3 separate regions of the Homo sapiens genome follow, and all the other regions are linked to region 1. The links are chromatin loops, found by intact Hi-C in ENCODE. Cell type or tissue: CD4-positive, alpha-beta T cell. All regions are shown on one strand.

Region 1 (8,000 bases):
AGCTACTCAGGAGGCTGAGGCAGGAGAATCACTTGAACCCAGGAGGCAGAGGTTGCAGTGAGCTGAGATTGCACCACTGCACTCCAGCCTAGGTAACAGAGCAAGACTCTATCTCAAAAAAAAAAAAAAAAAAAAAAAGAGAGAGAGAATAAATAGGTTGAAGAAACTCAGACCAAAGACAATTCTTTGGGGATTCAACAAAGGCATATCTAATAGTGCTGGCTCCACACAGCAACAGTTTCACAAAGGGACACCTAACCTTTTGTGATACTGTGAGATGAAAAATAAGCCACTCTCCAGTGCAATACCGGGGCACCTTGAGTGATATTTACAAGCACCTTCAGAGCTGGGAAAAGGAGCAAACGTTCCTCACTTACCCTCCAGCTAGTTACCTTTTGCTTTTTCCTGAGCTGACAAAAGTTTCAGGGTTAATAAGCACTCAGAATGGAGGCAAATGGAACTTCCAGAAGCAGTATTTCTGCAGGTTGGTTGGGATTAGCCATGGTATCTCAGAGGTCAAGAAATACACGGATCATGTCCATTTCTCAAGGCTCCTTGTATTTTTTTTTTTTAAAGGAGAACTATCAAAAGAGAATTGTAAAAATTGTGATTTTTGGAAACTTTACATTTCATAAATTGATACATTTGAACAGCAAAGGCACTGAGTTATTTTGCAAGACAATTATAGAACTTTTGAAAATATTTATTTATAAGGGACCACACGCAGTTTGATCTGAGGATGAGGACACAAGTTTGAGCTGTTTGAAGAACATCTTTCAATGTTGTTGTTATTGTGGCTCTGAGACTTCTACGTATAACTTCATTTGGAGATGAGTCAAAATCTTAAATTTGAGGCCTTTACCTGGCCTGGGATAAATGGGATGAATTGCTTCCCTAACCCTTCATTTCTCTCCCACCACGATAGCCCCCAGTTTAGCAGAAGTAAACAGTTTATACAAATGCAGCATTTGATAAAGATTCAGAAGTCTTAGATAATATTTAAAAAAGATTCCTTTGTTGAATTAGATAAATTGTATTTATTTATTTTTATTTTTGTCTCCCAACCCCAGCTCCCACCACCCCTTCCTCCTTCTGGCTCTATTTTTTTTTTTTATTTTTCATTTTTGAGACAGGGTCTTGCTCTGTCGCCCAGGCTGGAGGGCAGTGGTGCGATCTCAGTTCACTGCAACCTCTGCCTCCCAGGCTCAAACAGTCCTCCCACCTCAGCCTCCCAAGTAGCTAGGACCACAGGCATGTGCCACCACACCTGGCTAGTTTTTGTATCTTTTGTGGAGACAGGGTTTCACCATGTTGCCCAGGCTGGTTTCAAATTCCTGAGCTCAAGTGATCCACCTCCCTTGGCCTCCCAAAGTGCTGGGATTACAGGCTGAGTGACTATGCCTGGCCTTATTTTTATTTATTTATTTATTTATTTATTTATTTATTTATTTATTTAGAGACAGGGTCTAGCTCTGTTGCCCAGGCTGAAGTGCAATGGAATGATCTTGGCTCACTGCAACCTTTACCTTTCGGGCTCAAGCAATCCGACCACCTCAGACTCCTGAGTAGCTGAAACTACCGGAGTGTGCCACCACGTTCAGCTAACTTCAATTTTTTGTAGAAATGAGGTCTCACTATCTTACCCAGGCTGCTCTCCAACTCCTGGGCTCAAGTGATCCTCCTGCCTCAGCCTCCCGAAGTGCTAGGATTATACTGTGAGCCACTGGGTGAACCACTGGGCGAGCCACTGGGCCTGGCCTGAGAAATTTTAAAGAAGGAATTATTATGGCTTCTGGGATAGTATTTTGGGGGTCCTTTTTACCTCTAAGGCCCAAATATCAAGCATTGAGAATGAGATTCAGTTACACACCCGTGTTTCCGCAGAAAGCCTAAAAAGACTTCGAGATGAAATGCCAAGCAGAGGGAAATTGTCATTCCTAAGCTTATATGTAGGCGACACCACCGTGAATCACTTCAGAGCTTGGGTCTCCGTGTCTCTTATTCCAGCTGCGCCCAGTTCTGTGGGGCACCTACCAGTTCCCACAAGTGCAGTTGACCACGAACCATCTCAGGCCCACTCTTCCCTTGCTTTCTACCTTTGAGTCTCTGAGTGACAATGCAAGTGGGACCATCACGGTAGCCTGCTTCGTACTCACACTTGGGGGAGAGAGACACCCATGGAGAGAGCCTTTGGTGTGCGGTGTGTGAAGCAAGGGAGAAATGCTAGTCCCTCTCTTTGCTCTCTGGTTGGCACTGAGGCACCTTTTGAGCTCCTCCACGGGCCCCTGAGATTGGACCAGCAGGAGCCTGCGGACGAGGCTGCCTCAACACCACAGCTCTGTATTGGTTCTTTTTTCTTCTCTTTGCCTCTCCACTCTCTCACTTCTGCTCCTTCAGTCACATTGCTCAGGAAAGAGTTTGCAATTTAGGCCTGTTTTAGGCTTTGCTTTCTGGAAAACCCAGAACACTTTTCATACCAACTGGTGGTGTATTTGATCTTCCTTTTACTGTTTTCTTGCAACTGAGTTTTTTGAGCCCAAATGCAAGATTTGACATTGAGATTTGTTACATGCCATCAATGCAATTTTTTTTTTAAATTCTGATTTTGCCATTTAACAGTGCGAGCTGTCCTTCCTAGCCTTGAGTTATCTACAAATTTGCTCATAAAATTTATTGACTGTTAAAATCTATTACTGGTCAACCTCTGTAACCCCATCTCATGCTTCACCCTCCTTGCTAACTACCCTCCAGCAGCCCCACCTCCAATCAGGTGCGCAAATGGGCCAAGCTCTTCCTGCCCAGGGTCTTGTACTTGTTATTCTTTCTGCTTGAAATCCTCTTTCCTCGGGCTCTGCACATGGACATCTCCTTGTTATACTTTAAAACTCAGTCTAAATGACACTTCTCGAAGAGGATTTCCATGTCTATTGTGTTTCTGTCATAGCACATACCCCAAGCCATGAGTACTATGCCTCATTTATTAGTTTGTTTTTTTGTTTGTTTGTTTGAGATGGAGTCTTGCTCTGTCACCCAGGCTGGAGGGCAGTGGCGCATTCTCAGCTCACTGCAACCTCCGCCTCCCAGGTTGAAGTGATTCTCAGGCCTCAGCCTCCCAAGTAGCTGGAATTACAGGCACACACCACCATGCCCAGCTAATTTTTGTATTTTTAGTAGGGATGGGGTTTCGCCATGTTGGCCAGGCTGGTCTTGAACTCCTGGCCTCAAGCGATCTGCCCACTTTGGCCTCCCAAAGTGCCGAGATTATAGGCATGAGTCACTGCACCCAGCCTAGTTTGCTTTTTATTGTCCATCTTCCTAATTAGGGTGAAATCTACAAGAAGGCAGGGCTACTGTCCATTTTCTTCACTGCTGGATCTCCGGCACATAGCCCTGGTTCTGACACCTGCCAGGGGCTTGATAAATATTTGCATCACCCACTCCACTTGTGCACTAGATGCCACCTCCCCTCACCTCCTCGAGGCATCTCTCCACCGGTCCCTCCTCTCTTGTGCATCATCATTTCTCCCACTTTCCTGGATCATTCCCCTCTGCAGACAAATGTGCTGTAATTTCTCCTATCTTAAAAAACAAAACAGATAGACAAAAAATCTTCTCTTGGCCCACATCCTCTTTCAGCCAACACGCTGCACATTTTATTTATTGCCTATCTCCTCCACTAGGGAAGAAGCTCCATGAGGGAATGGCTTGTGTCTGTTTTGCTTATTGCTGTATCCCTAGTACTTCAAAAGTGCCTGGTGCATAACAATTTTTGAGTTGATTGAATAAATCCTTTTGTGGAATAAATGAATAAAACAGTAAAGCCTTTTTCAATCAATAGAGAGAAAAATCAGTCTTATATCTTGAGCAATGTCTAAATAACTTAAAAGATCAAGATGGAGGCTGGGCACAGTGGCTCACGCCTGTAATCCCAGCACTTTGGGAGGCCGAGACGGGAAGATTGCTTGAGCTCAGGAGTTTGAGACCAGCCTGGACAACATAGTGACCCTGTATCTACAAAAAATAATTAATAAGAAAAGATCAACATGGAACCAAAAAACAAATATACATAGGACAGCTCTATAAAGATATGTAGCAGGTACTTACTGTGTATGTGTATTTTCCATTCTCTGCCTTCTAATATGAAAAGGTTGACAGGATAGTTTGAGGGAGAAAGGAAAATTTGCCATAGATTCCTCAGCATCAGGATAACCTCATTGCCTTAGGGCAAAAAATGAAGCCCAGAGGTAGTGACTTTTCCCAAACTCAGTGTCCTCCCTTCTAAGGGCTTAGGGCATAATCTTCCACAAAACACATCCGGATTGCTAACTCACAGTAAAGGAAAAGTTCTTACGTTTACATAGAACCCAGATGCCAGGAATTTTCTAGAAAATGGACGTGCAGTAATAGTGCCGGCCAGGAGATGGCGACGCGCCTTTCTGTCCAGGAGGACTACACTCTACGTGGCACTGAAGGACTGGGAGAGAAGGTTGGGGCCTCCTGGGGCCAGCCAGGGGCCTCTGGGGGAGGATGGCCTAGAAAACAGGGCTCTGCTTCAGAAGGCTCATTCTTGTTGGCGGGGCCCCCATGAGTAAAATAGTTGTTGTTGAATATGACACATTGTTAAGGCCTCAGATGCAAGAGCAATTACAAGTCCAGGGTGGTTGGCAGGTCTACAGTCAGGATATTTAACTCAAATTCAGGGAGTCTGAAAATCTAGGACAGCTCCTTGGCAACCCCGGACTGACAGATCTTTTGTTCGACTTTTCCTAGGTTTAGGCAACAGCCTCTGAGAGCCCACTAGATTTCCTCCAACATGGAGACTCAACCTAGCCAACATTCTACCACAAGAATCAGTACCTGGGCTTTGGGGTCCACCAACGCTTAAAATTGAGTAACTGAGTGCAAGGGTTGCAGGTAGGCAATGTGCCGATAGACATTTACATTTCCTAGAGAGAAAGTCCTTTGTTCCATCTCTTTCTCCAAGGGCTCTGTGATTCAAAAACCGGGACAGGCACAGTGGCTCACGCCTGTAATCCTAGCACTTTGGGTGGCTGAGGTAGGAGGGTCACTTAAGCTCAGGAGATTGAGACCAGCCTGGGCAACACGGCAAAAACTTGTCCCTGCAAAAAATACAAAAATTAGCTGAGCTTGGTGGCACATGCCTGTAGTCTCAGCTACTTGGGAGGCTGAGGTGAAAGGACTGCTTGAGTCTGCAGTGAGCAGGGTTGACAACACTGCACTACAGCCTGGGCAACAAAGTGAGACCCTATCCCGAAATAAATGAATACATAAGTAAATAAATAAATAAATAATTTAAAAAAAACGTTAAGCAACTACTCCAGTCTTTCCTCGCTAGAGGCCTCACTAATTCTTTACCCCAGCAAGTCCTCTGGGATACTGTAATTCTCCATTTTTTTTTTCATTGAGATGTGTCTCACTCAGGGGACAGAAAACACCATCTGTTATTTGAACAGAGAAGGTAATGTAAGAATTACTGGGGCCGAGCACAGTGGTTCACACCTCTAATTCCAGCACTTTGGGTGACCGATGAGAGAGGATCACTAGAGTCCTGGAGTTTGAGACCAGCCTGGAAAACATAGTGAGATTTCATCTCTACAAATAATAAAAAATTAGTAGGGTGTGGTGGTGTGTGTCTGTAGTCCCAGCTACTCCGGAAGCTGAGGCAGGAGAATTGCTTGAGCCCCGGAAGTTGATGCTGCAGTGAGCCATGATTGTTCCACAGCACTCAGTGTGAGTAACAGAGTGAGATCCTGTCTCAAAAAAAAAAAAAAAAAAAAAAGGTTGTTAACTAGATAACTAAAAGAGGACACTAAGGTGTCACAGTAAAAGCAACTGCAGGTTGGCCGGGCGCAGTGGTTCACACCTGTAATCCCAGCACTTTGGGAGGCCAATGCAGGCAGATCACCTGAGGTCAGGAGTTCAAGACCAGCCTGGTCAACATGGTGAAACCTCATCACTACTAAAAATACAAAAGGTAGCTAGGCATGGTGGCACACGCGTGTAGTCCCAGCTACCCGGGAGGCTGAGGCAGGAGAATCGCTTGAACCTGGGAGGTGGAGGTTGCAGTAAGCCAAGAATACGCCACTGCACTCCAGCCTGGGCAACAGAGCGAGACTCTGTCTCAAAAAAAAAAAGACCAGGTATGGTGGCTCACGCCTATAATCCCAGAATTTTGGGAGACCGAGGCAGGCAGATCATGAGGTCAGGAGTTTGAAACCAACCTGGCCAACATGGTGAAACCCCATCTCTACTAAAAGTACAAAAATTAGCCTAGCGCAGTGGGGGGCTCCTGTAATCACAGCTACTCAGGAGGCTGAGGCAGAATTGCTTGAACCCAGGAGGTGGAGGTTGCAGTGAGCCAAGATCGCGCCACTGCACTCCAGCCTGGGTGACAGAGCAAGACTCTGTCTTGGAAAAAAGAAAAAAATAAATAAATAAATAATTTTTATTTATTTATAAAATAAATACTAAACTGCAGGAAGCAGCCCCTGCCCCTGGGACTGAGAATAGGAAGGGGTGGGAATTATTAAAACTTGAAAACTTGGGACTCAGACTCCACGGAGGGGGCACCGCTTGGCTGGGCTGGCATTTCTGAGCTGGAGAGGGGCCCTGAGGACCCGACATCTCCTGGGAGAACAAGAGCATGATGAGGCTGGTTCTGTCAGTGCTGGAAAAACTGCAAACTACATTCAACTGCTGCTCCAAGAAGGAGCTGCTACTGCCAGGGTGAAGAGGTGAGACTAGAGTGACACTGACAGGTACAGAAAACCCACAGGAAGCAGACAGGAAGGAAGGAGGCCTTTCTTTCTCTCTCACCATGCTGTTCCCTCTGGGGCCTCCCGTGGGAAGGGCCTAATGTGGAGCCAGCTGGCAAAGCAAAACTGTGGTTGGCAGAGTCCTAGCCCAGCATCACAAAGCAAGCACAGAAGGGCAGGTTTGGAGCTGAGAGACAATAAGTGAAGAAGGTCTCCCAAAACATTTTGTTTACTGTAATATGTACAGCCATTATCCAAACCATTCATCCAGAGGGATTCAATCTCTTAATAGATTCATCATCAGGCAGTGTCTAGGGGCATAGCTAGTGGATTTGTTTGGGATTCCCAATGGGCAAACAATAGCAGCCATAGCCATCTGCTGCCACGGTCTTACAGCAATGAGCACAGAGGTGGCTGTCACCATTGTCAATCTCAGGTCAGGACGGGTTTCTAAATCGGGTGGGGAGCAATGGAGACCTCTTGGTTGTAGCCCCACTGTGGCTGTGGAAATTGGCCTATCTATATGGTTGGTTTCACTTCTCCAGTGAAGTCTGGGATTCTGACCCAGAGACCACTCAAAACCACAAACCAGTCTTCCCTGAGCACTTGTCAATCTCCCAGGATTGGAAACGTGGCTAGCCATTGTGCTGAACAAACAAGACTCACGGAGTGTATTCACAAGCAAATTTATTTGATTTCCCACTGTTCTTTTTCATCTGCCCGGGGAAGCCAGATCTTCCTCTGCCCCAGATGAAATTTAGAGCAAGTCTATGACTTTCTGGTCACACTTAGTAATATCAGCAATCTTCCGGTCACTTTAAACCACATAGTACGCATTTAGTAACTAAATTATTCAGTCCCATAACTTCTTGCTTTAAAGTTGAAACTTCTCCCCCATCCCAGCTCAGGATCCTTGAAAGGTGAAGACAAAGGAGACTGGGGAAAGGGTATGTGGTCAGCTGCTAACATTTCTCCTCCTCCTTCCCCAGATTACTAGCCATGAGTCCTGCCTCTTTCAGAGCTGGAGTCCTGCAAATGAGAAGAGGCCAGGGAAGCAGGAAAGTTCTTGCTTGACTGGCCCTGGCTTGGGAATTTAGCATCTGCTCGCTCTGGACTTGGCAAATAATTGACAGCTGACTCTCACCAGGTCTTTGCAGTGACCTTCCGGCCACTGAGGAGCTCTTCCCTGCAGTTTGCTTCACAGGACAAATGCTTTCCATGCTT
Region 2 (8,000 bases), 600 kb after region 1:
TCTCCCCGTTTTGCAGATGAAAAAACTGAGTCAAGTAGCCTCCTCGGGTACTCAGAGTACCCGAGTCAGGACTCAAACCCAGGCAGTTCAACTCCAGAACCTGTGCTCCCACCTACTGAGGTATAAGGATGCCATCCAGCACAGCGATGCTGGACCTTACTGTCATTAAGGGGCAAGGTCAAAGACACACCATCAGGAGAAATAAGCTTCCTCATAGGAGACTGGACTGCATTTTCTATAAGGAAAATTAATGTTCATGTTGGAGAAACATGAACATTAATTCCTAGACAAAGCAGTGAGAAAATCAGCTGTGAGGCTCGCTGGTGGGAATAAGCTGGGGTGTGGGCTCTGTCTCTGCTCTCACTCTCGGTGCCTGAGTGATTCTTACTGGGATTAGTTGGTGCTTTGGCTGGAAAAAGACCGTCTCAACCCTTGTTGGATGTTTGGCATCCCTGGCCCTGCAGCACTAAATGCCAATAGTGTGCCCCAGTCACTGTGGCTGTCCCCAACACTCCCTCCATTTCCAAATCTTCCCACTCTACTTGGGAACCAGCCAGAGGACATGAGATGCTGGAGTCGGAGGAGGTGGGAAGGGAGGGGACAGCACCCCTCCTCTGTGTTTGTGGAAAGGGGTGGAGTTTCCACTGTAAAGAGGAGGGCTGGGTGGGGCACCTGAAGGAGAGGGGCTGCATGAAAACGGTAGAGACTGAGAAGGGGAGAGAGATGGAGATCTGGGGAAAGGAAGCTTTGTTTGAAGGCTCAAGCTTAGGAAGCCTCTCCTTTCTAAGTTAAAGTAATAGTCATTCTGCTTTCTCATGGCCTGCTGCTCTCAGAGATTATAGTATGCTCTGGGCTTGACCTGGGAAAGGTCCAGTAGCCAGAAAGTACTCTGGGAAGGGACCACAGTGCTTCTGAACCACCTTGCAGTGGCTCTAGCCAAGAAGGGACTGGAGGCAGCCCTCTTCACCTCATAAGGGCTCTGGGGGCCTGCTGTGGCACAGAGGACACCTCCAAGAGTGGGGCGTGGCAGAGCTGCAACACTGACACGAGGGATTTAGGAAGGTGCTCCATTTGGGAGGGCATTTCAGAGAGAAAGCCACACTTAACCTTGAGTTATATGCAGTGCAGTATGAGCTTACCAGGCGAATTCAAACCCCTCACCTTGTGTAGGATATACCAGGAGAAGTTGACCATGGAGGTGCTATGCAAACCTGTGTCTTTTCTCATGTAAATTTTAAAGAAAATCAGTCATTCCTCAAGAAAGAAGGCAGGTGTGGGGCCCACATGGTGTGGTAGGGTGGTGGATGGACTCAGCTAAGCCTGCTGCTCCTGGGCCACGGTGAGAAACCAGCTGTGGTGACTGGGTGGGTTAGGCGCCTTCCCACAGCCTGCTGCTCAGGTGGTGCAGGGCAGCTACGGGCTGGTAGTGACGCCCTGGATATGAAATCCGTGAGTGTGTGCGGGAACTGTGGCTGACCATCCTAAGGAGGTGCTGCAGGGAGGGAAAGCACCGGGGACAGAGCCATAAAGGAGGGAACGTGGATTGGAGGAGCCAGGAGCAAGGGAGGTTTATAGCTCAAGGCGGCAGATGCACTGGCCCCAATGAACAGCAGCTCAGAAGCAGCGCAGATAAACAGGCATGGCTAGGCCCTAGGCAGGGGATACTGCATTTACTTTTGCATAAATTCATGAAGTAGTTATATGCTTTTGACTGGAAACAATAGGAGGCCCAGTGAAAACAAAGAGACTTAGCAATCCAGGCTTTTTAGGATTGGATGCTTGCTTGAGATGCCTAAGCACATAGAAGACACTCGGATGCCCCTGGGGTCAAAGTGTCTACTGGATGTAGACTTACAAGGGCCACGGCAATGGAGGATGGTGGGGGAAGTGATCCCCGGGAAAAGTCAGCTGCGGGTACACCTGCCCTCCCTCTCACCACACCAGGCACCTTCTTCAAGTTTGAGTCCCTAAGTAATTTCTTAAATCCGACCTAACCAAAATCCAGTCCCCATGCAATCCAGACATTTGAACACTCAGTGCTGCAGAGCTCTGTCCTTACTTCTTTTGTCCATCTCTACCCACTGCCCTGGAGACCTTGGTGATCTTTTCTGGTCTCACAGTTTTGATTACCTTCTATTTGCTGAGGACTCCCAAGTTCCATCTTCAGGCTGGATCTACTCAGCAACCTCACTAGATGTCCACTGGATTTCTCAAACTTGACACATCCAATGGAAACCTCTGATCTTTTCCCAGAACCCCCACATGACTTGCGGCTGTCTCCATTTCAGCTGATGGCCACTGTGTGACCTGGTGGTCAGTCATCCTTGATTCCTCTTTCTCACACCCGTATCTGACACGTCGGCACGCCCTGCTGATGCTTCCTTCAACATCTCACTTGGGCTCCCAGCACTTCTCATCACCTCCACTGCTCCATTCCTGGTCCACATTGTCATCAGCCGCTACGTAAATATGGCGATGGCCTCCTAACTGTGTTCTCTATTTCCCCCTTTGCCCCTTGCAGGCTAATCTCAACACAGGTGCTGGAGTGGTCCGATTAAAGTATAAATCAGGTCATGGCGCTCAAACCCTCTGCTCAAAACCCTCCAATGGTTCCCCATTTCACTCAAAGTAAAACCCAAAGTCCTCACAATGGCATTACATGCTCTGCCTATTTTGGCTATGATGACTTCTCTGACCTCGCCTTCTTGTATGACTCCTGTCATTCCCTCTGTTCCAGCTACGTTCCTGTCTTCCCACATACTGTGGCCCCCTCAGGGCCCATGTGCTGGCTGCTCCTCTGGCTAGAATGCGTCTTCCCTACATATCTGCATGGCTCTCTCCCTCACGCTTTAAAAATCTTTGCTGAAACATCATATTTTTAGCCAGGCCCACCCTGACCACCCTAGAGGGCAAACAGATTTTCCCTGATCCCTAATCCTTCTTATCCTCTTTACCTTACTATATATTTTCCACAGCAGTTTCCACCAGTATCTAACATACCCAATCATGTATTTATTTCATACATTTAGGCTCTTTTTCCTCACAGGGACATAAGCTCCATAAGAGCAGAGGTTTTTGTCTGACTTGTCTAGTGGTGTAGCTCTAGTATTTAAAACAGTGCCAATAGGAGCTTAATACATATTGTTGAATGAAATATTCCCCTTAAGTTGGAATTCCTTGGGGGGAAAGGAGCTCTAGGGATCTCACCGAAGCGCTTTCTGATGCATCTCATGTTTCTACTTGCTAGCCCTTCTTTCAGTATGGTTGCTTTCCATTTAATCTTTGGGCAGCCATGGCATCTGAGATTCTAAGTACCCTCCTCACAGCCTCGCCTGTTTTCTCTGCTTTCCAGATGAGGTTGTGCTGATCTGGTGAACTGCCCTTTGGAGCTCACCTTAGCCAGGTCATACCGCCACTCTGGGAACCCTGGAATGTTATTTGTTAGTACGGGCTTTCTGGGCCTCCTGGGTCCCTTACCCAAGCCCTGACCTGAGAGTCCGTGAAACTGAATCCCTCCTGTCTCTGAGTGGGACTCCGGGTGCACATTCCTAGTTCTCCTAGAGTGTGGCTCTGCTTTTTTTTTCCCCTCTGAGCCAGAAGCTTGGAAACAGAGAGGTAACGAAATGGATGAGAAATAGGGAGTACATTTGAGGACACTTAAATACAACCAGGCAAGAAAGTTAAAGAATTTCTTCAAGGCTGGGGATGAAAATTGCTGTGTGTTCATTTAATGAAAATGACATAGAAGAGCCAGTGTTCAGACAAAAAATAATTCAGAGATTCTAAAAGTTAGAATTTATCAGTATGCTGAGAAGTCTTTAAAATTCTAATAAGCTTTCAACATTTGTGCCGTTTGCTGGGCTTAAAGAAACACAAGGAACAAAGAACAAGAATTTCCTCTTAGGTAGGACGATGATGTCTAATGCATCTATTTCCCTTGCTACATTCTATTTCCATTTCATTCTGAGATCCTGCTAAATTCGGAAGGTTGCCCTTGGGTTTTCAACACTGCAGGGGATGATTTAAATCTAAATAATAATAAAAAGCCACTGCTTTTATTGTACTTTTATTTTATAAGTTGATGGAAACATTTCATATACACATTAAGTTTTGTAACCCAATCTTGGTACTTGCTGGGTCCCGGAGGGGCTGTTTCACTACTTGGGACTTCCCTTGTGTTTGCATTATCCCTCCAAGGCAGAAGGAGAAAATGCTTTCACTGAAGCCAGAATAGTGTTTTATTTGAAATAATTCTCATTTAAGGCAAGGCACACACATTCCAAGTGCACATACATGCACACACAGTCTCTCTTATATGGGCTGCATCATAAAATCACAGAGTTTTGGAATTGAAGGGACCTTAGAGATCATCTGTTCTAACACCAGCATGTTACCTATGAGGAAGCTTCTGCCAGACAGGTTAAGTACCTCATCCAAGGTCACAGGCATGTAGTGAAAGAGACCAGGCTACAATTCAGATTCCCTGACTCAAGTCTAATTTTCTTTCTGCTACACCATATTGACTCCAAAATAAGATAATGTATATGAAATCACTTTGAAAACTGAAATGTATTACACAGGTATTCAGTGTGGAGAAGGAGAATTACAATGAGCTTGCTTTCTTCAGAGGTGAGCATGACTTGCTCAGGTCTCTTCCCGGATAAAGTAAGTTCATGGTGTGTGAATCATGAACCGTATTTCTAATTAGGTTTCTGGGTATGGCCTCCAGAAAATGAGCATCAAAGGGGTCAAACCAAAACACAGTCTTCATTCAAGTCCAGCTCGTGTATAGCTCTACTTTTTCTTCCTTCTCACCCTCTCTGTCTGCCTCCCTCTAGTGTCCACCTTTAGTTATTGCATGTGTGCCCCGCAGAAAGGCTGCATGCAGACTACTATCCACCATGTTCACCATTATTTGTTCAAATTACCCCCCTATTTCTTGATATCAGTAGCTGTCATCACGACCAAATTAGGATGCTTTTTATATCAACAGGAATAAATGACTAATATAAAGACCTGGATATTAAGAAAAGTATTTAAAATCGTTTTGTGATTGGAATGATAACACATTCAAAGTTTGGTAATTAAATTGTCTTTAATAGACTTAAATCACATAAGAAGCCCTTATAATTAATTGAAATGTTTTAATTACAAACATAATTATTTTTAAGGTAGAAGGCCTATTAAATTAACTAACACATGATTCATTAAAAAAATTACTGCTTTACATGGAATGCTGTCAATTACTAAATATTATTGCAAATTACTTGAAGGATTAAAATTTTATTTTGGTACTATTAATAGATTAATGTATTAAATCATATAGTGATTATAAATAATATTTAATTAGTCCTATGTTGCCTTCTTTAATATATAGACATATCTATATATCTATATTTATCCCTCAGTCATTGTAACGTGTTCCCTTGAAAGAAACATGTCTAACTTCATATTCTAACTAGGATCCTTGTTAATGTGTAAAATATTGACAAGAACACTCACAACTCATTGGTAGGAGATTCTTTGGTAGCGTTGCCTAAATGCTCTGGATCAAGTAGAACAAATTGGCTGCTAACAAAGCCTGTAAACTATGGATCCCATTTCCTGATCTTAAAAGATCCATTCAAAAGTCTGAACGACATTTACAAGTAAGAGCCTTCCACCATGTTCCCAGCTCTTTTCAGCCTGTGACAAATAGGTCAACGTGCACAGTGAGAAGGGGAACTGTGCATTGTTCTCCTGCCTCATTTCTTGAGTTGGCTGTACCTCCTGCCTTGATCCTTCACCTGTCCCTCCACACTCCTCATTGTCTAGAGATGCACACATGATGCCAAGCACACCCGTGCACACGCACGGGCACACATGCACTCTGAAGGCCAAAAGGCAAGAAGTCATTCAGTTGGATGGCTGTAGCTGGGTCTCAGAGGAGACGGTGTGCAGCTGGAAGCGCCATGCTTGCTGGTTTACTTGCTGCTCAGCAATATGGAGTGCTTTGCCAACAGACTCCTACTGCTTCTTCCCCTCTTGAGGAGAAACTGTCAAACAACACGAGGATAAAAATTAAGCTACAAATAAAAATGTTTACAGCTTTCAATAGAAAGTCAATCCTATTTTAACACTCCAAAAGTATTCTCCAAAAAGTTCAATGACACAAATTGCGAGGGTGATTTATTGCCGGGTGAATGAAATGACCAGATGCCCGCAATCTGAATGGGGCTTTTCAGGGATGCTTTCGGGAGGAGTTTCACTGGACCTCTGAGGTAGGAAGTTGGGGGTGAGTATTGTTTCCACTGCCTATACTTTTTCCTTTACCTTCTTCTGGCGACAGACCTCTCCTTCCTCCCTGTTGGGTGCATGTGTGACCCAGAAGAGACCAGTCACAGCTGCTCTTCCCCAGCCACAGGGGTGAGTCCAGGGACAGACACAAAGCAAGGCAGAGTCCTTCCCCGAAACTGTGCTTTCTTCATGAGTCTATAAGGGCGCAAGTCCAGATCTCTGGTAGCGAAGGAAGCAGTCTTTTAAGGATGTGCAGACCAAGGGAAGAGGCAGGAGTGGCTGCCTAAGAAAGAATGCCCCAGTGCCACCGTCCCCAGGGCCAGTTGCACCCATATTCTTTCTTTGCAGCTTAGGATTCTCTCCCCTTTTTGGCATAAGTTAACTTGAATAGAGTTGCTGTTACTTGCAAGTGAAAGAACCTTAAATAATACAGAAATGACTCCAAGATTTAGGTCAGAAGACACATTAGTGAGGCAGCAGTTGCAAGTGACAAAATTCCGTCTTCAATTAGTTTAAGCATAAAAAATAAAGGATTGGCTTGAGGAACAGAAATGTTCAGGAAAGCCTTCAATTTAGGTTTCCCTGATTCAAGCACTCAGACGATATCTTCAGGATCCCACTGAAGGCGTTCTGGAAATGCCAGCCCCAAATATGCCACTGTGGTGTGCTGATGACTTTGAAGTCAGGGGACTTGGGAAACAGTGATGCAGGCAGAGACTTTCTCTGAGCCCCTTTATCTGCCTAAAGACGGATCCTCCGAAAGGAACTCAATTGTCATGAATCCCCTCCTGGGAATCTTCTCAACTGGGGAAGATTAACTCAGCTCACAGGAAAGAAGAATAGAGGTTGGCACCAGCCCAGGCAGATTGTCACCTCTGCTCCTGAGACAATATTTGTTACCGGAGAGACTTTTATCTGCATAACAAGACAGCCTTTATTCGCACAAATTTCCTCCCCTCACGCTCCCATAACTTGTGTCCCCACCACCCCCCAAAGCCCCAAGCCCCTATTCCTTTCTGTAGCTCAGGATGCTGCATAAGCTTCAATCACTTGGCCCGTCTTCAAGGTTTATTCTGCAGGACTGCCATGCATATGTATATAATTAAACGTGGCTTTTCTCCTGTTACGCTGTCTTATGTCAATTTAATTCATAGCCTAGCCGATGAACCTAGAAGAGTAGAAAGAAACCACTTTTCGCTCCCCTGCACCACTTTTTCTCCAACCCTCTGCTCCGTCTGTCTTCCCCAGTGTTAGTTTTCTTCCCAGGGTGGCTCTCTGGCTTTCTCTGCACATGGTAAATATCTGCCACGTTGCACCCCGCCCCACCTGAGGAACTTCGCGCTTGCAAGGTTCTTAGTTCCCACAAAGCAGAAGGAAAATTCCCCTCCCTCCCCTGACACCCACATCACCCCCAAAGTGAACCAATCACTGAGTCCAGAGGTGTGGGTGCTCCACTTGGTCAGACATGCTCTGGGCCTGACCTGGAGGTGGAGCTACTTTCTCACTGCACAAGCAGGATTTTTGCCATAGAAATGGGAAAAGGATGACCCCCACTGACCCCCACCTCTTTGGGAGAAGATAAAACTTGTGGTAAAGGGAAGATTGAACATAGAATACAAGGAACAGGCAAAGCAGATCAGAAACTATGAAGCAGCAACAGAGGCGGCCGGAAGATAACATGTCAGGCATGCAACCCACTGGCTGCTGAGACACCGGACATCCAC
Region 3 (8,000 bases), 850 kb after region 1:
TATACTTGGTTTTCCCCCTTCCATTTGATTTCCCTGGGGACGGTTCTTAAAACTCAAGCTTCTGAACAAAAAGTCTGTCTTGCTTGTGATTTAATCCTTCATTTGCATTGCCAACAACTAATGGGAAGAAAGAAGTTCCAGGAGACCAACTGGCTTTTTAGTACTGCATTGTATATGATCAGAAGCAGGCCTGGGAATGGAAGACTCAGGTTTCCCAGCCCAAGAATAAACAAGGGCATGAAGCCACAAGGAAGGGGGGCTTTGGTGGGGCTCTCCCAGGTCACAGGCTGGGGGTGTGGGTGGGCATGTACACAACACTGGCACAAGATAGAGCCAGATGGGAGAGAGTATCTACACAGACAGAAGAGGCAAGAACGTGTGGATACCCTCCTAGTCCACAAAATCCGAGAATTGTCAGCTGTCAGACAACAACACAGTCCACCTCCCACTCTGATCAGTACCACACCTACATCTCTCCAGACTGAGGACCTCCGTTTCTTCAGTCTGTGGTGGTGCCCTCACCACCCGCTGATATTAAAAGAAAGAGCACAATAGTGTCCATCCATTCATTCAACAAGTCTTTGCTGAGACAGGCCTAGATGCCAGACACAACGCCAGGTGCACAAAGACACGACTCCCAACTTCAAGGAGTGTACATTCTAGTGGAGGAGATAAGCCTCAATTTTTTAAGTATATAGTCACCACAACATGTGGCCATGTTGGGGGATTGTGTGACAGGGAACCTGGCTTAGTCTCAGGTCAGTGAAGGCTCCTTTAAGGAAGGAGACTGTTGGAGTTTGGGTTCTGAAGAATGCACAGGAGTTAACTAGGCAAAGGCAAGTGTTCATGGTGGTAAGGAGAGCATCACAGGCAAAGAAAAAGGACATGAGCTGAGACAGAGCATGGCAAGTTTAAGGATCAGAGAAAAGCACCATAAAGAGACTCAGGTCATGACAGAGGGAGGTGGCATCAGATGGGCACAGAAGTGGTGGGCAGGACTAGGCCACAGGTTTGTAAAGCTTTGAGTGTTTATCCTAAAAGTGATGAGGAGCCTTCAAAGGATTTTAAGTAGGAGAGTATCAGGGACAGATTTCCATGTTGTAAAGCTTACTCTGGCTGTGCCATGGAGAGGGAAGTGCTGATTCAGGAGTATAAGCAACTATGAAGCTGTTGCAGTTGTCCAGGGGCCTAGGACCAAGTGCTGGTGGTAGAGGTGAGCAGAGGAGTGCAGATCAAGGAGAGACTTGGATGACATCCTTAGGCTTTGGATATGGATTGGACATTGGTAAGGTGTCCAGGGAATCTCTTAGTCACTAGGCTGGGCTGAAAATGGAGTGAGAGCTGGACAGGAAGAGAGGCAGTCACTTAGCTACAGATGTAGAAGAGATGCACCCAGAAAGAACACATGATGAAAACTAGGACAGTCTGCAGGGAGTAAGACTCACTTAGCAGTTAATTAAAGTAGGTGTCCAAACAGCTCTCAGTTATTTGCGTTATCCAATGTGTTAATTAGGGTTTGTTCCTCCTATTGCAATCTCTGGGCTTTGTTCATTTACATCTTCACCAGTAGGTGGTAGGAGAAGGGAAGCGGGACTTGGGGGACCCAGTTCACTTACTCAATGTATGCCTTGTGGAGAGATGAACACTAAGTGGCCTCATCTACTTGGAATGCCAGCTTATTGCAACTATTTGGCTTACAGAACAACAATCCTGTCCCTGAAGAGGAGAGCTGCATATAAATGCAGTTTACATATCCAGTAACTTTCTGCAACCATCCCTTAATGAATTAGTCAAACCTCCAGGCATCCAAATTGGTTCCTATGATCCTTTCATCTTCCAGGTTGTTTGCCTTTAAAGTTTAGAACTGGATTGAAGAGTATTTATAGCAATGGGACATTTTTGTGAGCCTGAGGAAAGGGGTCTTTGATAAATCAACACTAGAGAATTGTAGAAAAGGAATGCAGCCGGAGGAGTCTTTCAGGCAGGTTTGCAATGACTTCTTGTGCCGTCTTTTGGAAAGGTGCGAGGGCAGCAGCCACCCTGGGCTTGGAGATTGTGTGGAAAAGAGAATCCAAAACTACAGTAAAATTTTAATTGTATGCTTGATCTGTTTCAGGATGAAGAATTAAGACAGATTTAGGTTTCTGTTTTCTTCAGGGTTCGGGCAGGAATCAAACAGTACACTCAGAAGAGAAGGTTGAAGAGAAATGAATGAAGGAACTATTTCTAAGGCTGTGAGCAGGGAAAAGGGAAGCCAGTGAGGGATAGTGAAGCACAAACTATCCAGAAACCACCAACACCCCAAGGCATGAAATGAAAAGAGGAGAGAGTGGGTGGTTGTTTGTCCAAGTGTGGCAGGAAGCTGCCTTGAATCTGCAGAAGAATGGATCCACTGCCAACTACAGTTCAACCAGGAGAGATCCTGGAAGGCAAATTCCCAGACCTCAACCACAGGTGTCTCCCATTGGTCCACCCAAAGCAGAAACTGATGAGCCTGGAGCGCACTGACTCACCCCACAGGCAGCCTCCCGGGCACAGAGCAAGTTCAGAGAAAGGTGCAAAGTGGACACATGGGGGCAAGCAGAGAAAACCCAGCACATGGGTGGGCCAAGAAACTGGTTCAGATTTGCAAATCTAGGCAGATTAATATATTTATATGGGTCTGTGAGTTTCACTGCCAAGGCAGTCTTGGTTTCATAATGATACAGTATAGCGCATGTTGCTAGTATTAAACAACCAACGGAAGACAGAGCTGCTAGCCCGGGATGTGCCTGGGGTGAGGTGGGGAGGGAACTGTGCTGAACAGAGCTGTCTGTTGTTTCCTCGGTTTCCCCTCTGAAGTCAGCTGTGCCTCTGGCCACGGGGCTCTTTTGTTCTTCCTCCTCTCCCCACTCCTCCACCAAAGGAGACAGGGCTTGAATTATTGATGAAATCAAAAGAATAAGCTTGGGGATTGCATGTTTCCATCTTGCCTGTTGTTTGTCTGGTAAATAACGTGTTCTCTGTAAAACCTAAGCTTTTATCTCAGGTGTGCTGACCAGATTGAAGCCGGCCTCGAAGCTTCCCTTGGAGAAAGCCGGCTATGATCCTGGCTCACTCCAGTCTTCTCTCTTTCCATATGCAGATAAAAGAGTCCAACAGCACACTTTCCCCGTGGTTTCCCACACCACTGTGGAACACACGCAGAAACAGACTTTGCTCCTGGTCTTTTCCGTGACCAGATACATGCTCCCCTCCCCAAGACCTGCTAATTTCAGAGTAGTTACCTGTTCCCTTTGGTGAGGCAGGGAACCCTCAGGGTCCCAGTAGAGGAAGACCCGCTCAGACACTGCCCTCTGCTGGAAACTATTGGGACTGCTCCATCCTCCCTGAGGGGTCCTGCCGGGTTCCAGAGAAAGGGACCTTCACTCCTTCTACCTGGTTGCAGATACACCTGCAACATAGGTAGGGACTGACTTACCTAGAAAGCTTCTCTCATTAAGGTCTTAGACGAAAAAAATTTGAGTAGGAGGTGGGAGGATTTTTTATGATTTGATGTGGAAAAAGATTTCTAAACGACACGAGAAACAAAACACACACAAAAAACTGATACATTTGACTACATCAAAAACAAAAACTTTTGTGTGACAGAAGACAACATGAGCAAAATTAAAAGACAAAAGGAGAAAATACTTGTAACAAAGGATAAGTATCTAGATTATATAAAGAACCTCTACAGATTGAAAAGAAAACAAACAAAAATCCAACAGAAAAATATTCTAAAGATATAAAATTGTAATTCACAGAAAAGAAAATATAAGTGGCCCATAAGTGCATGACAATAATACTCTGTCTTACCAGTAATCAGGAAAATAGAAATTCAAACATCAGAGAGAGATTTTGTTTTAACCTGCTAAATTAGAAAAAATTAAAAAGGGCATGGGAGAAAAGATATTCTTTACTCTCTAGGTAGGATCATAAGCTGGTATAATCACTTTGCAGAGAAATTTGGCAATATCTAAAAAATGCAAAATATTCATACTCTGATCCAGTGAGTCCACTTCTCCATATCTACCCCAGAAAAACACTTTACCCATGTGCCCAGCAAGTTTGTGGCAGCTTTGTTTGCAAAATATCAAATGTTAGGTGCAGAAATAACTGAAATTAGCATAAAAATGGGGTTGGTTAAATAAACTATAATTCATTCATCATATATATATTTTATATATATTATTTATATATTATATATTATTTATATATTATATATAATATTTATATATATTAGATATTATATATAATATCTAATATATATAAAATACATAAATAATATATATTATATATATATAGCAGTGTTTTAAAATATATATACTATGTGTACTGACATGGAAAGATCCCCAAGACCTATTGTTGAGTGAACAAAAATCAAGCTGCAGACTGACACACCCTATGATAACTTATATGTAAAACACCCAGGCATATTAAACAATATTTTTTCTATGGGTATAGATACTATGGTCTTTAAAGCATGGAAAAATGCACAGGACGTATAACACTGATACCAAGAGTTACCTCTGGGGCAGAGATGAGGATTGGAGCTGGTGGTCAAAGGGGATTTCAGCCTTATCTGTAATTTTTTTTTTAGTAAAAAGAATGTGTTAATGTATTATATGTGTAATTAAAATTAATAAAAGCTATTCTTATATTAAAAAGGAGAAAAATCTCTCTTCCTCCTTATTAAAGCATCTGCAACAGCCAGGAATCATTGAGCTATGAGTAAAACGCTGCCTTAGGTGATTTGTCAGGGGACCTGCTAAGTAGAGGGCAATGTGGTTGTCCTGGAGACAGCTGTCTTCAACACAAACCATCCTGTGCATCTATCTACACATGTCGGATATGTAACCATATCCCATTCAATGTCATACTTTTAAATCTCGGTTCACAAACTCAACAGTAATAACTTCTAACACAATGAGAGCAGTCAGTATTAAAATCTAGTATCTCATTTAAACTTTTACTCTTTCTCTCTCCCCACCCCACCCCCAGATGAGTTTACTTAGATTTAGAGATGTTAAATAGCCTGTCCAAAGTCAGTTGACTAATATGTAAGAATTTTTCCTACCCCAGAGGCCATTCTTTTCAACCATTTAAACTATGTTACAAAGTGATAAACGCCTTTGTCAACTTCAGCCAGGTAAGGGAGGCTGAGGCAGGAGGATTGTTTGTGGTCAGGAGTTGGAGACCAGCCTAAGCAACACAGAGGAAACTCCATCTCTAAAAGAAAGAAAGAAATGTCAGTTTTCTGTCAAAAGCTTTTGTGGGTTTCCCTGCCTCACATGCCATGCCTATTTGCTGCATTGCTCTGAATCAAAACAGCAGCTGGTTCATTCTGGGAGAAAAATCTAGCATAAGAAGAGGTGTTATTTGGGTCCCAGTATAACTAAGAAGCTCAAAGACAAATACGCATTAAAGGAACAATTAAAAATTTAGGAATAATCCTCAACCAGAAGACTACTTCAAATGCATTAAAAATAAAGTTTAGGAACAAAACTAATCAATAATAGCAAAGGTGAAATTTCGATAATAATGCAAACCTTGCAAGGTTCTCATAGGATACAATTTGCTCCATTTTCCAAATTCTGCAAATTTCTTATATCAACACGAAATGCGTTCCAGTGATGCAGCCTTATCCTCACCACTGAGCCATTCCTGCCAGGCAAAAACAATGCAACTGAGCGGCATCAGAGATTACAGAGATATGGCCCTGGCAAAGGCCCACCAGCAGGGCTCTTGGGTTCCCTCTGAAGCAAAGAAAGGCAGCCCTCTGCTTGCTGGGGAAGACGGCTTTCAAAGGATGTTTCCAGAATAACTCATGAGTGGATGGGGGCACCAGGTTTACAAATGAGAGTTGTGATTTCCCACTTACAATGAATTTTTAAAAAATGAATTAATTCAAAAAAATGAATTAATCTCTGTTGGATTTCTTCTTAAGAACAGGTGTGTCTATGAATAATACATGGTGGGGCAGGCAATGCATGGGTCTGAAGACCCAGAAGCCTGAACGCAAATGAGTCCCAGACTGTCAAGATTAAAAGGTAGATTTTAAGGAGCATCACATAAGCGAGAAAAAATCTGGGAGAGCACAAAAACTACTCTGCAAATAATAAGCACACATCTAAGCCCCTGGCTAAGAACACAAACACATCTCTTCTCAGATAGTGGTAATTGAAAGTCACTAGGTTCCCATATGAGGAAGGAGGAGATAAATTAAAAAACGTAATCTAAAATAAAGATTAAAACATTAGGGTTTTAATGAATGATGTTTCAGGACAGAGAATTAAGGACATTTACATCTTCCTCTCTAGTTTGGAACTTTAACTTCTTAAACTCATTAGGCCCAGGCGTGGTAGCTCACGCCTGTGATCCCAGCACTCTGGGAGGCCGAGACGGGTGGATCACCTGAGGTCAGGAGTTTGAGACCAGCCTGGCCAACACGGTGAAACCCCGTCTTTACTAAAAATTTAAAAGTTAGCCAGGAGTGGTGGTGGGTGCCTGTAATCCCAGTTACTCAGAAAGCTGAGGCAGGAGAATTGCTTGAACCTGGGAGGCAGAGTTCTTGCCATTACACTCTAGCCTGGGCAACAAGAGTGAAACTCTGTCTCCGTAATAATAATAATAATAAAACTCATTAGGCACTGGCACAAGAGGAGCCATGGTCAGAGCAGCAGATGTGGGGTGGGGTGGGGGCTGCAGAACTCCTGGGTCCCCTCCAGGATTTCACTCCCTGGCCTCCCAACAGCTCAGCTCTGCCTGGCTCTGCCCACCAAGGCTGAGAAGATGCTTTGTTTTGTTTTTTTTCAGTTTGTTAAACAAGAAATAATATCATGGCATCGTACGGTTTGGGGTTTTAAATGTCAGCAAAACCCTTGTAATGTAGAATTTCTAACTGGCAGTGTCTCAGTCTAGAGCTGTTTGGGGAAAACAAGATGTTGAAAACTGTGTCCCTGGCTGGCCTCAAGAGCATACAGAAGGATCTCCCACTCCTTGATTTGGTCCTTCTAAGACCTGTGGTGTCCCCAGATAAAAAGGAAGCTATGAGGATCACGGAGACGACAGTAAGTAACATGCTGTTTGAAGGAGGGGTAACCTGAGATCTTGACAGCTTTACCGTGCATGCCTGCATGCATGAGCGCACACACACACACACACAAATGCATGTTTCTTTTCAGCTCTGTTGGAGCAAAGAATTTTCACAGATAAAGGATTTGGATTTTTATCTTGTCCAGGTGCCTTTGGGTATTGTCTCAAGACAGGACAAGGTTTGGTCCCTTTAGCCTTGTCCCATTTGGAAGTATACACAAACAAAATATTGCTCCACTCCCCTTCCTTCCTCCCTCCCCATCCCTTCAAGTAAAATGGCCCACATGTAGGAGCAGAAGCTATTTGGAGCTGTGGCAGGAGGCACATTAATATGTGAACTGAAAACAGACCCCTTAGAAGTCTGCCCACATTGCAGAATTGGAAATAGATGAACTTCTTTCCCATTACAGCAACAATACCACAAGGCAGGATTTGTTTGCAAGATAATAAATTGGCAAACAAGCCGGGACTAGATGGTGGCTCCTGCCTCCCTCTGCAGCCTGAGTAGCGCTGAAGGAGAAAAGCAACCAAGGCTATGGCAGGCCCCGAGGAAAGCCAGGACAAGGGGCTGCATAGAACACCGCCCACAGCCTCTGCTCCCACCCCAATATCTCATTCCTGGCCACTGGCCTTTCAGATAGAGGTCCCCTTGAGTGTGTCACTTGTGGCTGGAGCCTGGTAGGGTCAGGTAGCTTGCCCTTTAGTCTGGCCCTAATGGGGCCATTCCTCATGGTGACAGAGGCAGCACAGTGGACGGAGACTGAGAGAGCCCAGACTGCCATGTGCAACCCCACCTTGAATTCTGACTCTGCTACTTATAAACTATGTGACTATGTGGACTTAGACAAGCTAATTAACCACTGCAAGCCTCAAAATCTCTTATC

Evidence for each region. Peaks named below come from ENCODE experiments on the same cell type or tissue, not always from the same donor. Only the 100,000 strongest peaks of a DNase experiment are listed, where the experiment ranks them.
Region 2: it touches region 1 in a loop (4-fold over the local background); 26 of 110 quality-filtered maps call a loop at or near these places.
Region 3: it touches region 1 in a loop (17-fold over the local background); 9 of 110 quality-filtered maps call a loop at or near these places.

What each region holds. Positions count from the first base shown.
Region 1 is chr14:65,218,115-65,226,114 of GRCh38, forward strand. LINC02324 (long intergenic non-protein coding RNA 2324) reads right to left here and starts at 4,233. Exons shown (of 4, transcript NR_103769.1): 1 at 4,105-4,233; 2 at 393-581. RefSeq lists enhancers at 4,566-4,705, 6,730-7,610, 7,611-8,000 and a silencer at 7,337-7,631. In CD4-positive, alpha-beta T cell, a CTCF peak has its summit at 4,439 (motif pointing right); DNase peaks (open chromatin) are centred at 4,447 and 5,727.
Region 2 is chr14:65,820,054-65,828,053 of GRCh38, forward strand. No RefSeq gene overlaps it. Among named protein-coding and RNA genes, the nearest start is that of LINC02290, 290 kb to the right of the region's middle. In CD4-positive, alpha-beta T cell, CTCF peaks have their summits at 4,831 (motif pointing left) and 5,037; a DNase peak (open chromatin) is centred at 4,838.
Region 3 is chr14:66,067,583-66,075,582 of GRCh38, forward strand. No RefSeq gene overlaps it. Among named protein-coding and RNA genes, the nearest start is that of LINC02290, 40 kb to the right of the region's middle. In CD4-positive, alpha-beta T cell, CTCF peaks have their summits at 3,341 (motif pointing left) and 3,543; a DNase peak (open chromatin) is centred at 3,329.